Regions from separate parts of the Mus musculus genome. Here region 1 is linked to region 2. The links are chromatin contacts, found by Hi-C or POLR2A ChIA-PET in ENCODE. All regions are on one chromosome and are shown on one strand. Each heading gives the region's core, a stretch centred on a gene start or an enhancer-like site at or near the end of the contact. The rest is flanking DNA. Distances are from core to core; before and after follow the strand shown.

Region 1 (5,846 bases), core at 2,099-4,598, 42 kb after region 2:
TATGCTCCTGCCTTGAAGATACTGGAGTGAACCTCTGAACCTGTAAGCCAGCCCCAATTAAATGTTGTCCTTACAAAAGTTGCTTTGATTATAATGTCTGTTCTCAGCCATACAACCCTAACTAAGACACATACTAAGCCCAGAAACAGTTATATATATAAAGTATGGTGAGTTACAGTGTAACTGCTTTTGTGGAGGAGCTCACAAAGCATACTGAGAAGTTTTTCACTTTTGAGGGAGCTTAAATCTTACGGAAAAGCACACTTGTAATTTACATGGAAATAAATGCATTGCCCTGTTAGGATGTATATTATCCCTATGAGCAGTGAGCTGAGTTCATTGCTAACAGTTTGGTATATTTATGTGCTCCAATAACCATCATCATGTTGCCCAAGTAACATTATTAACCTGATTATTAGCTACTTTTAATTAGCAGTAACTAATCAAATAACTTGTTATCCATTGAAAATAATGCATAAAAGGGTGGGAGAACCAGACTCCAACACCAACAGCATACACCATTTGAGAGGAGGCCCAACCAGGCAGGGCTCTCGGGCTTAAGGCATCTTTAGCTTCCCTATTATTAATGTTTCTATGGAAGGGGAGAAGAAATTCTGTTCTTCAGTAATGAAGCCAGAATTCAACAAATTGTGCTTTATTTGGTAAGTTTTATAATACACAGGTCTAGCTTAGGACCTCTACCCTCCATCCCTCTTTTCTATCATTAGGGAGGAGTAAAGCATTATGTTTTCCCACCTTCAATTTCATACTGATGTTGTCACTCATCTGGACTTGTGTTCCTATCATGTGGGCTGCTTACTGTAAATCCAAGCAGGGCAGGAATGTCAAGAAGAAAGAAGTGTCTTTGTGAGTGTGTCTCAAAATTAAGAAAATGATCTAGGGGTGCTTAAGAGTTATAGGGCTGGGACCACTATGCACAGGGTTATTTGTGGCGCAGCTATGATGGGATCCACCAGTGTTCTAGAACAGACATGCGGGTAATGTACATCACTACTTTTTTTAGATAGCAACTCCAACAGTGTCTCGGAGGCGAGGGTAAGAAGTCTTTCCTTACAATACATGTCAGATACAGAGTATAATTCGAGTTTAAGTTATGGGGGGGGCAGCAGACTGAACTATCCTCAACCCCTACTAATGAAGGGGACTGCCGTGGCTGGCTTTCTATTGCTATGATGAAATACTTGGGAAGGAAAGGGTTCCTTTCAGCTTACAGGCTATAGACCATAACGAAGTCAGAGCAAGATCTGAAGCAGAAGCTATGGAGGAATACTGCTTACTGGCTTGTTTTCCCTGACTTGCTCAGTTTGTTTTCCTAAACAACACAGGACCACCTGTCCTGGGGTGCCAGTGAACTAGGCTCTCCAAACCTATCATTCACCAAGAAAATGTCCTCACAAACTTGCCTACAGGCCAGCCCAATGGAAGCAGTTTCTCAGTTGACATTCCCACTTTCCAGATGCATACAGGTTTGTGTCAAGTAGCTAAAAACAGCATGAGTGGTCTGAAGTATTGTGTACATGTTAGGCTGAGTGGGTGGGCACTTAGTTTCAAGATAAAATCTTAACATGTATGACTGGCTAGTCTTGAACTATCAGCAATCATCTTGCCTCCCTTGCATCCCTTCAACCCTGCCCAGTGCTGGAGTTCTAAGCATCTCCCACACCTGGCAGAGCTGAGTACTTTCTAGGAATGACCTGTGCTAGCTCTTACTTAGTCGAAAATACGATGTCCCCAAATCCCAGTTGCCATTCTGCCAAAGTAGAACTGCCAGCCATGCCTGGAGCATTCTCTGATTGAGAGATGATGAAGAGGCAGCGGAGAGGCCTGGATGGGAAGGCTTCTCCTTTCTCTCAGGGGAACAAACAGCTCAGCTTCTGGGTTCAGCCAAGGTGGCCTCTGATCTTAGCAGTTTGGGCAAGTTCCTGGCTTCCTGTCTACTCAAATCTCAAGATTCCTTCATCGATCTTGTTAGACTGCTTTGAGCTTTTCTTCGTACAGTTCAGCACTTGGAAAGGGGAAAGAAACACTTACCAGGAAAAAATGAAGCACGACCATCCACCCCCATCCTCCATCAAGGGGTTTGGTGTAAGGGGAGGGCGTTTTTTCCTTCTTCACCATGATGCTTCCTGTAGGCTACATGCGGAGATCACTGGAACAGATGCAAAACAGTTGATTCAGTAGTCAAGAAAGTAATCTAACTGTAAGTGGGATATTTTGTTTGTCTTTTTGGTTGGTTTTAAGACCTGCTTTGTGGCTCCACCTGGCCTAGAACTTGTGGCTGTCCTTCCTTTACTTCCTGAAGGCTGCGATTATAGGTGTGCATGTTAAACTATTAAATTTTATTTTGTTCCATGGTATGAAACTTTTCACTTTTCCGTTCCCCCTTAGTTACGTGAAGTCTGCCTGATGTTAATAACCTCGAGTCCCTGATGGGAATGGCCACTCTACTTGTGCTCAGGATCTCCATCAGCTGTAAGCCAGTTTTAGAGGAAGCCATGTGTTACCCATCCATTCCTGTGAACCAGCCCTTGAATCTAAAGAAAAGTTAAATGGGAGGGGGCTCTTGGGTTTAGACAGCCCCTTTTTATGGAGCTTAGGTATTTTAAAGAACTAGATAGCCCAACAAAGTAACTTATCTCTTTAGAGGATACTAGATCAGAAAAACAAATTGGGAAGCCCACTTAGGAAATATGAGTGATTTGAAATAGAGGGTACTAAATAGGTTAAATATTTTGGTTGTGGTGGTGAACTTATGATTCTGCAGGAGACTAGTCTCCACCTTAGGAGAGAGATGCTAAGCATTCAAGATTAGAATGTCATAGTGTGCTAACTTCAGACAGAGTTGAGTAAATAAATACCCACATATTGAGAAAGAACGTGTTCTGAGGAATGGATGTTATCCTCATCTGTCCTTGTGAAAGCAGCCAGGTGTGTATGCGACGCATGTGTGTGTGTTTAGTGTCTAAAAAAGTAAGGTCTGTTAGATTAGACAGAAAGATGCCAGTTGTGAGATGTGTGTGTGTGTGTGTGTGTGTAGGGGGAGAGATTTCTATTAGATAATTCTAGACAGAGAGATTCTAGTCATTCCAGGTCCCTGAGAAGACCAACCCATCACCCAATTTCAATTCCACTTCACCTTACCTTTAAGCAAATGAATCCTCTAGAGACAAGAAAATTTCAGGTGAAAAATTATTTTCCCTAAAACGTTACTCTCTTTCTAAGGCTTCCCATTCCGCTGCTTGGTGGAAACAACCAGGCACTGTAGTCAAGCGGGGGCAGCGCTGAGGTTTAGCAGCTCCTGCCTGTGGACTTTACTTCCTGAGGGAGGAGGAGGAAAGGCTGTAACTTGAGAACAACTCAGGCCAGCCTTCCAGCCAGCCCACAAGGTACACTTTTTTCACCTCCGGCCAAAAGCCATTGGGTAAACCAAGGAGAAAATCTTCTCAAGTCTGGGATGGGGGATGGGACTCCAGATTTTTGAAAGTTGTCCAAAGTTCCTCAGGGAGGCTGAGACTAGTTTATAAAAGAAGCATAAAAGTCTTCCAGAGACGGGGGAGCTCTTTCTGGACCACAAATGGCAGTGCTGGAGCTGAAGATAGTGCTCCATGCTAGATAGTGCTCCATGATAGAGTGCCTGCTTAACGTGGGTACCTGGGTTTAGTCCATCTTAGCAAACCCACTGCAGTCCTTAGTAAATCCAGGCTGCTCTGTGCCCCTTTGTGCCCTCTGACTCAGTAGTATGATTAATTTGGGGTTTCAGGCCCCATTTTAATCGCTTTTTTGAACCCGATTACTTTAACTTTCCATGAAGATATATACTTACAGTAATTTTAATGAAACTTTTTCTTACTGAATTTTGGGAATAATTAAGGCTGAGTCCTAGAAAATTACCCGAATAATTCAACATTCCAGTCCAATTTCCTTCCTTAGCTCCACCTTCCACATTAAAAAAAAAAAAAGTCAACAAAATAGTGCCTTTGATCTCCTACACCAACATTCCAGGTTTTAATCCAGAGTGTATTTTAAGCCCAAGTATGGTTTCTTTGTTTGATCTGGAAATCTGCACCTTTGTTCTGTTTTTTAAACATGGGCTTCTCATCCTCTTAAAGCCCATCTCTAATTTTTCTTATTAAAATTCTTAAAGAAGGATGGCTTAGTTTGGGAGAACGCTCCGTGAACGCAACCATGGAAACATGATGCAGATATGGGTGTTGGTGGGAAAGATCAAAGAAACAGTCAGCAGAAGGCAAAACACAGAGGAAGAGATAATTATATACTCCAGAAATGTTTTTAGTGACCATCCATGGGACTGTTTTCAAGGTCTTTGGTGGCAGGATTGATACTCTTGAAACGTTGAGGGCTAGTGAGTAATGCTGGTTTGGATAGAAGCTCAACGTTGCATTTTAAGTCTTGAAATCCTGAACAAGCTAACCTCTTTGAATTTGTTTCGAAAGCTATAAAATGTTATTAATACTATTTTACAAGATTGTTTAGGATCAAGAATATTTCTTACTGCAGTGTATGGTAGCTCGCACTTACAGTCTCAGCATACAATGCAGAAGTAAGGAGGATTGCTGAGTTTGAGCAAATTGGGGTTAAAGTCAGACCCTGCCAGGCCGGGGGTAGTGGCACACGCCTTTAATCCTAGCACTCAGGAGGCAGAGGCAGGTGAATTTCTGAGTTCGAGGCCAGCCTGGTCTACAGAGTGAGTTCCAGGACAGTCAAGGCTACACAGAGAAACCCTGTCTTGAAAAACCAAAAAAAAAAAAAAAAAAAAAAGTCAGACACTGCCCCCACTCCCACTCCCTCCCCCCAAAAAAGAAAAAACTGTGATGCATTCTTGTTAATAAGAGGAAAGACTTGTTAAGCTATCTGGGATACTAGTTAATATTTCAGCATCTGTAACTACTGATTCAATGTTGCATTTACGGGGTCTTTAAACATATGAATATCTCAGCCTATAACCGTTTTTAGCTTCTGTCCCTAAAGCTATTTGGTAAGAATTTACTATTATTTCTCTTTTTAAAAAAGATATTTATTTTTATTTATGTGAGTACACTGTAACTGTCTTCAGACACACCAGAAGAGGGCATCAGATCCCGTTACAGATGGTTGTGAGCTCCATTTGGATGCTGGGAATTGAACTCAGGACCTCTGGAAGAGCAGTCAGTGCTCTCAACTGCTGAGCCATCTCTCCAGCCCCTCCCCCTCATAACTTTTTTATTTTTTGGTTTTTCGAGACAGGGTTTCTCTGTGTAGCTCTGGCTGTCCTGGAACTCACTCTGTAGACCAAGCTGGCCTCGAACTCAGAAATCTGCCTGCCTCTGCCTCCCAAGTGCTGGGATCAAAGGCGTGCGCCACCACGCCCGGCTCCCCCCATAACTTCTTATTACCATTGTTCTGCTGTCTGATAACTTATGAATACTCTTCAGCCCTTGGGACTCAGAGTTTAGCACAACACTACTAGGTTAGGAAAGTCACCCAGCTGAACCTTTCCTTGTCCTGGTTGAGTCCTTAGTTGTAAAAAGTTGGCTCCCAGCTGGGCAGCACACAGGAAGCAGAGGCAGGTGGATCTTTGAGTTTGAGGCCAGCCTGGACTACACAGTGAATTCCAGGATACCCAGGGTTACACAGAGAAACACTGTCTCTAGAAACTAACAAACAAAAGGTCGGCTCACAAAGCTGGGCATAGGGGCACATGCCATTGATTCCAGCACTCAGGAGTCAAAGGTAGACAGATCTCTGCATTCAAGGCCAGCCTGGTCTACAGAGTGAGTTCCAGGACAGCCAAGTTTATGCAGAGAAAACCCTGTTTCAACCCCTAC
Region 2 (5,760 bases), core at 506-3,005:
TTTAAGACAGAATCTCACCAAGTTACCAAGTTACTCTAGCTAATGAAGAAAGCAATTGTGATCCTATCCGCAAGAGCAGCTGGGATACAGGTGTTCCAAAAGCCACATAACAGCTACTTTTAATATACAAATATGTCTATGCTTTATAGTATTTTGCGGTTTATAACTTACATATTGAGCTTCTTTCAAATCTTTTTGCTGTGACCAAGAGAGTTTGGCCCAACTGTTCACCAATTTCAGGGTTATATACCAACAAAACAAAACGGTTGAAATAGGGCTAATCAGGTTGCTGTATCTAATCTTCAAGTAGCTTATAAATTTAGAATTCAAGTTTTGGGGAAGGGCATTCTTATCACCTTGTAAAATGTCCTGTTTTAAAACACATTCTCTACTCAGTCTTAGAAGATGTAAATACCAAAATCTTTCTCATCTCTCCTAGGTACATTTTTGGGAAGACTGCAAAAAGCCTATTTCCTCTCACCAGGAGGTAAACGCTAGTGGGATAGACTACGCATCTAATCTCATGATCACCAGTATTACATAAGCTTAAGAGATTCAGGTGCATGGGGTCGCAGAGGTGGGAGACGGGAGGCGTTTAGACGGGAATCACGGTTAAAGGAGTCAAAGGAAGTGGATATAGGAGGGAGCAAGGTGGCCATGTTACTGGGTCCTACTATGGATTAATCGGAGTGCTGGAGTCCTAGAAACGAGATAAATGTAGTGTCCGCACAGTGAGAAGTGTGACACATTAAAGCAAAGCACAGCTATATTATGTCTCACACATCTTTTATAAATGCAAACCTTACAGGGATTCACAACATAAAGCAGGAAGCAAAAATCTGCAAGTGGTCCTGCAGGTCGGACCAGTAAGTGGGCTTGCAGGACACTGCGGGCCCTAAGGCGGCCACTGAGACTGGCCAGGGCTCCGCGGCGCTGTTCCCTGTGTCCGCGGGCGGGCAGTGACTCGGTACCGCCCAGGGCGTCAGCGTGACCCGAGGCTCTGTGAACCCTGAACTCACCGCCCCAGCGGGCCGCACAGACCGGGGCAGGCGTTTTCTCGCGCACGGGGGTGGGGCTTTTTCAGGCAGCTAACTAAGATGGTGTCGGCTGGACTGTCCGGGACAGCTGCCTAGGCGGATCGAGTGAGGGCCAGCAGCCGGAAGGACCACCGAGCCCATTGTCCCGCCCAGACAGGACAGTGAGGAGCCCGCAAGTTCCAGACTCGAAGGACCGAAGCACAGGCAAGTACGCCGTAAGGACCTAACAAATGTTTAAGAGAACGCCGAAAGCGCGGGGAGGCGGGCCTGACTCACTGTCACCATCTCGCGACAGCAAAGTGACGTCGCACAGCAAGCGCGTGGTCTTAGTCTTTCACCTTCAGACGCCTCAGTTTATGGGCCTACTCCTTTAAGTGAGTGATGGACAGCGCTTTTATCCAATCATGTTCCTCGTCAACATCCAATCAGATTTAAACTTTCTTCAGCCGCCGGAGAAGTTGGAAGACTGGGGTCGAAAGAGAGCGAGCGAGTGAGCGAGTGAGCGAGCGAGCTCTTTGTCTCTCGCGAGATCGGAGAGAGCCAAATTCTCAGGAAAAAACGCCTGAACTGATGTCCAGACTTCCCGATAGTGATTTAAAAGACGTGGCCACAAACCAATGAAAGGGAAGAGAAGGTGGGATCGCTGCGTTCGCCGTGCTAGAAGTACCGTTACAGGGCAGAGTTTTTGTCCAATCAACGCTTCTAGGCTTTGGGTCAGGTGACCATGAAGTGCGAGGGGCGGAGCTACAGCCTGGCGCGAGGAACCGTTAAGATAGACAACGAATATAACCAATGAGGTACTGGGATTAGGGCGTTGGGAACCCAATAACAGCGTCGGGGCGGGCGCCTTCCCGGAGCGCGGGGAGATGTAAAGACGGACAAATAGTTTTTCCAATGAGAAGGCTGAAGAGTGAATTAATTGACCAATGAGGTCTGCGGGGCGGGAGCCTTTGCCGCGGCGGAGTCCAAGATGGCGGCGTGCGAGTCCGCTGTGTGAAACGAGCGCGGGGTGGCGGGTTAGTCAGCTCCGCAGAGACGACCTCCGGCGACCCTCAACAATGAAAGGAAAGGAGCGCTCGCCGGTCAAGCCCAAGCGCTCCCGTGGCGGTGAGGACTCCAGTTCTCGTGGGGAGCGGAGCAAGAAGTTAGGGGGCTCCGGCGGCAGCAATGGGAGCAGCAGCGGGAAGACGGACAGCGGCGGGTCGCGGCGGAGCCTTCATCTGGACAAGTCCAGCAGCCGGGGCGGCAGCCGCGAGTACGAGACCGGCGGGGGCAGCTCCAGTAGCCGCTTGCACAGTTACAGCTCCCCGAGCACCAAAAATTCCTCAGGCGGGGGCGAGTCGCGCAGCAGCTCCCGGGGTGGAGGCGGGGAGTCACGTTCCTCCGGGGCCGCCTCCTCCGCGCCCGGCGGCGGGGACGGCGTGGAGTACAAGACCCTGAAGATCAGCGAGCTGGGGTCCCAGCTGAGCGACGAGGCGGTGGAGGACGGGCTGTTTCACGAGTTCAAACGCTTCGGTGATGTAAGTGTCAAAATCAGTCACCTCTCAGGTTCTGGCAGCGGGGATGAGCGGGTAGCCTTTGTGAACTTCCGGAGGCCAGAGGACGCGAGGGCGGCCAAGCATGCCAGAGGCCGCCTGGTGCTCTATGACCGGCCTCTGAAGATAGAAGCCGTGTACGTGAGCCGGCGCCGCAGCCGCTCCCCGTTAGACAAAGATGCTTACGCCCCGTCATCCAGCGTGGTCGGGACCTCAGTCGGTAGCCACCGGCACGCCCCTGGAGGAGGGGGAGGTCAGAGGTCGCTTTCCCCTGGAGGTGCTGCTCTGGGATACAGAGACTACCGGTTGCAGCAGTTGGCCCTGGGCCGCCTGCCTCCTCCACCCCCGCCACCATTGCCCCGAGAGCTGGAAAGAGAACGAGACTATCCGTTCTATGACCGGGTGCGCCCGGCCTACAGCCTGGAGCCGAGGGTGGGAGCTGGAGCAGGTGCGGCTCCTTTCCGAGAAGTGGATGAGATATCACCTGAGGACGATCAGCGTGCCAACCGGACACTTTTCTTGGGCAACTTAGATATCACTGTGACGGAAAATGATCTCAGAAGGGCTTTTGATCGTTTTGGAGTCATCACAGAAGTGGACATTAAGAGGCCTTCTCGAGGCCAGACCAGTACCTATGGCTTTCTCAAATTTGAGAATCTAGACATGTCTCACAGGGCCAAACTTGCAATGTCTGGCAAAATTATAATTCGGAATCCAATCAAGATTGGTTATGGTAAAGCCACACCCACTACCCGACTTTGGGTGGGTGGTCTGGGACCCTGGGTGCCTCTTGCTGCCCTGGCACGAGAATTTGACCGATTTGGCACCATTCGAACCATAGACTACCGTAAAGGTGACAGTTGGGCATATATACAGTATGAAAGTTTGGATGCAGCTCATGCTGCCTGGACCCATATGCGTGGATTCCCACTTGGTGGCCCAGATCGTCGCCTCAGGGTAGACTTTGCAGACACAGAACATCGTTACCAGCAGCAATATCTTCAGCCTCTGCCCTTGACCCACTATGAACTAGTGACGGATACTTTTGGACATAGAGCACCTGACCCTTTGAGGAGTGCTCGGGACAGGACACCACCCTTACTATACAGAGATCGTGATAGGGACCTTTATACTGATTCTGACTGGGTGCCACCCCCACCACCGGTTCGAGAACGCAGTGCTCGGGCTGCAACTAGTGCTGTCACTGCTTATGAGCCACTAGATAGCTTGGATCGAAGGAGGGATGGCTGGTCACTGGACAGGGACAGAGGTGATCGGGACTTGCCCAGCAGCAGGGACCAGCCAAGGAAGCGAAGGCTGCCTGAGGAAAGTGGAGGACGGCATCTTGATAGATCACCTGAGAGTGAACGGCCTCGAAAACAGCGTCACTGCACTCCTTCTCCTGACCGAAGTCCAGAACTGAGCAGTAACAGAGATCGCTACAACAGTGACAATGATCGATCATCTCGTCTTCTCCTCTTGGAAAGGTCTTCCCCAGTCAGAGATAGACGGGGCAGTTTGGAGAAGAGCCAGAGCGACAAGCGAGACCGTAAAAACTCTGCATCAGCTGAACGGGATAGGAAGCATCGGACAGCTGCTCCCACAGAGGGAAAAAACCCTCTGAAAAAGGAAGACCGATCTGATGGCAATGCACCCAGTGCCAGCACTTCTTCATCAAAGCAGAAGCCACCTTCCCAGAAACAGGATGGAGGGACAGCTCCTGTGGCAGCATCCTCTCCCAAACTCTGTTTGGCTTGGCAGGGCATGCTTCTACTGAAGAACAGCAACTTCCCTTCCAACATGCATCTGTTGCAGGGTGACCTCCAAGTTGCTAGCAGTCTACTTGTGGAGGGCTCAACTGGAGGCAAAGTGGCCCAACTCAAGATCACTCAGCGGCTCCGTTTGGACCAACCCAAGTTGGATGAAGTAACTCGACGCATCAAAGTGGCAGGGCCTAATGGTTATGCCATTCTCCTGGCTGTACCTGGAAGTTCTGACAGCCGATCTTCCTCTTCCTCAGCCACATCAGACACTGCCGCCTCTACTCAGAGGCCACTTAGGAACCTTGTGTCCTATTTAAAGCAAAAGCAGGCAGCTGGGGTGATCAGCCTCCCTGTGGGAGGCAATAAAGACAAGGAAAACACCGGGGTTCTTCATGCCTTCCCACCTTGTGAGTTCTCTCAGCAGTTCCTGGATTCCCCTGCCAAGGCACTGGCCAAATCTGAAGAAGATTACCTGGTCATGATCATTGTCCGTGGTGCGTCCTAAAGTCCATGTGTAACTTGTATTTACTACTTGACATGGTTCCTTGTTTTGTGATGTGTAATGGGATATAGCATCAGATGAAAATTTCTTTCAATTAGTTTAGTTGATTTTTTTTTTATATATATATATTTTTGTAAACCTTAAAATAGATATTAGGGCAGTTAGTTACTAAGTGAAAGGGATGCCCTGAGGTAGCGGGAAGATAGGTTGCTTTAATTAGGAGTTCTTACCCTCATAATTTTTCTTTAGGTTTTTTTTTTCCTTTTTCAATTTTGAGGGTTTCTTTTTTTTTAAATCCTCAAAATGATAAAACCCCCAATTTTTAAAATTATAATTTGGAGAAAAGTACCTTCTGATAATATTTACTCTGTACTGAAAATGATTTGATTGGTGCATAGAAAATTTAAACTAGAAGCATTGTGTGACAAAAATTTGATCAGGTGTTGCAAAGTCCAATTACTTTAATCAGGTGTTTGAGTATTTCTTTAAATATACAGTTTATTCCCAGAAAGTTTGCTTTAACATATTAGTTTTTGAGTTTTGTATCCCATGTTTGTAGCAGTAACGGGTAAAAGTTGAGGCTTGTGTTATAAACCATTTACATCTTAAACTGGTATGCAAGAAATGAGTAAATGCTTTTAAAATGAGAATTTGTTGGTAAGTTAGGTGCACGATAGTGTTCTTACTGACTTGAGAGGTGTAGCTAATACAGTTTTATTGTGCATACTTCAAAACCAAAAATGAAGGTTTCTGTATCCACTTAAGAAATTTCTGGTTTCAGTAAGAGTTGCCTGCAGGCTTATAAGTAACCCTTTTATTTCCCCTAGTAGACATTAATCAGACATCTGAATTACAGAAGTTTTTAAACGGTGATTGTAAAATGCTCTCAGTATATTTGAAGAAAATGCCTTCAGGTTTTTTTT

Evidence for each region. Hi-C counts contacts between places; a loop is a spot of excess contacts on that map. ChIA-PET counts read pairs that join two places held with the same protein, here RNA polymerase II (POLR2A).
Region 1: a map of left cerebral cortex shows a loop between it and region 2 (2.1-fold over the local background). The contact joins the promoter of Slc16a4 here to the promoter of Rbm15 in region 2. A Hi-C loop is called at or near these places in 1 of 37 maps with a recorded cell type or tissue (left cerebral cortex). POLR2A ChIA-PET finds 5 or more read pairs at or near these places in 3 of 5 experiments (Patski and embryonic stem cell).

What each region holds. Positions count from the first base shown.
Region 1 is chr3:107,288,732-107,294,577 of GRCm38, reverse strand. It overlaps Slc16a4 (solute carrier family 16 (monocarboxylic acid transporters), member 4), which reads right to left and starts at 3,348. Exons shown (of 9, transcript NM_146136.2): 1 at 3,163-3,348; 2 at 2,053-2,170. The coding sequence starts at 2,139.
Region 2 is chr3:107,329,284-107,335,043 of GRCm38, reverse strand. Rbm15 (RNA binding motif protein 15) reads left to right here and starts at 1,755. Exons shown (of 2, transcript NM_001045807.1): 1 at 1,755-4,829. The coding sequence starts at 1,964.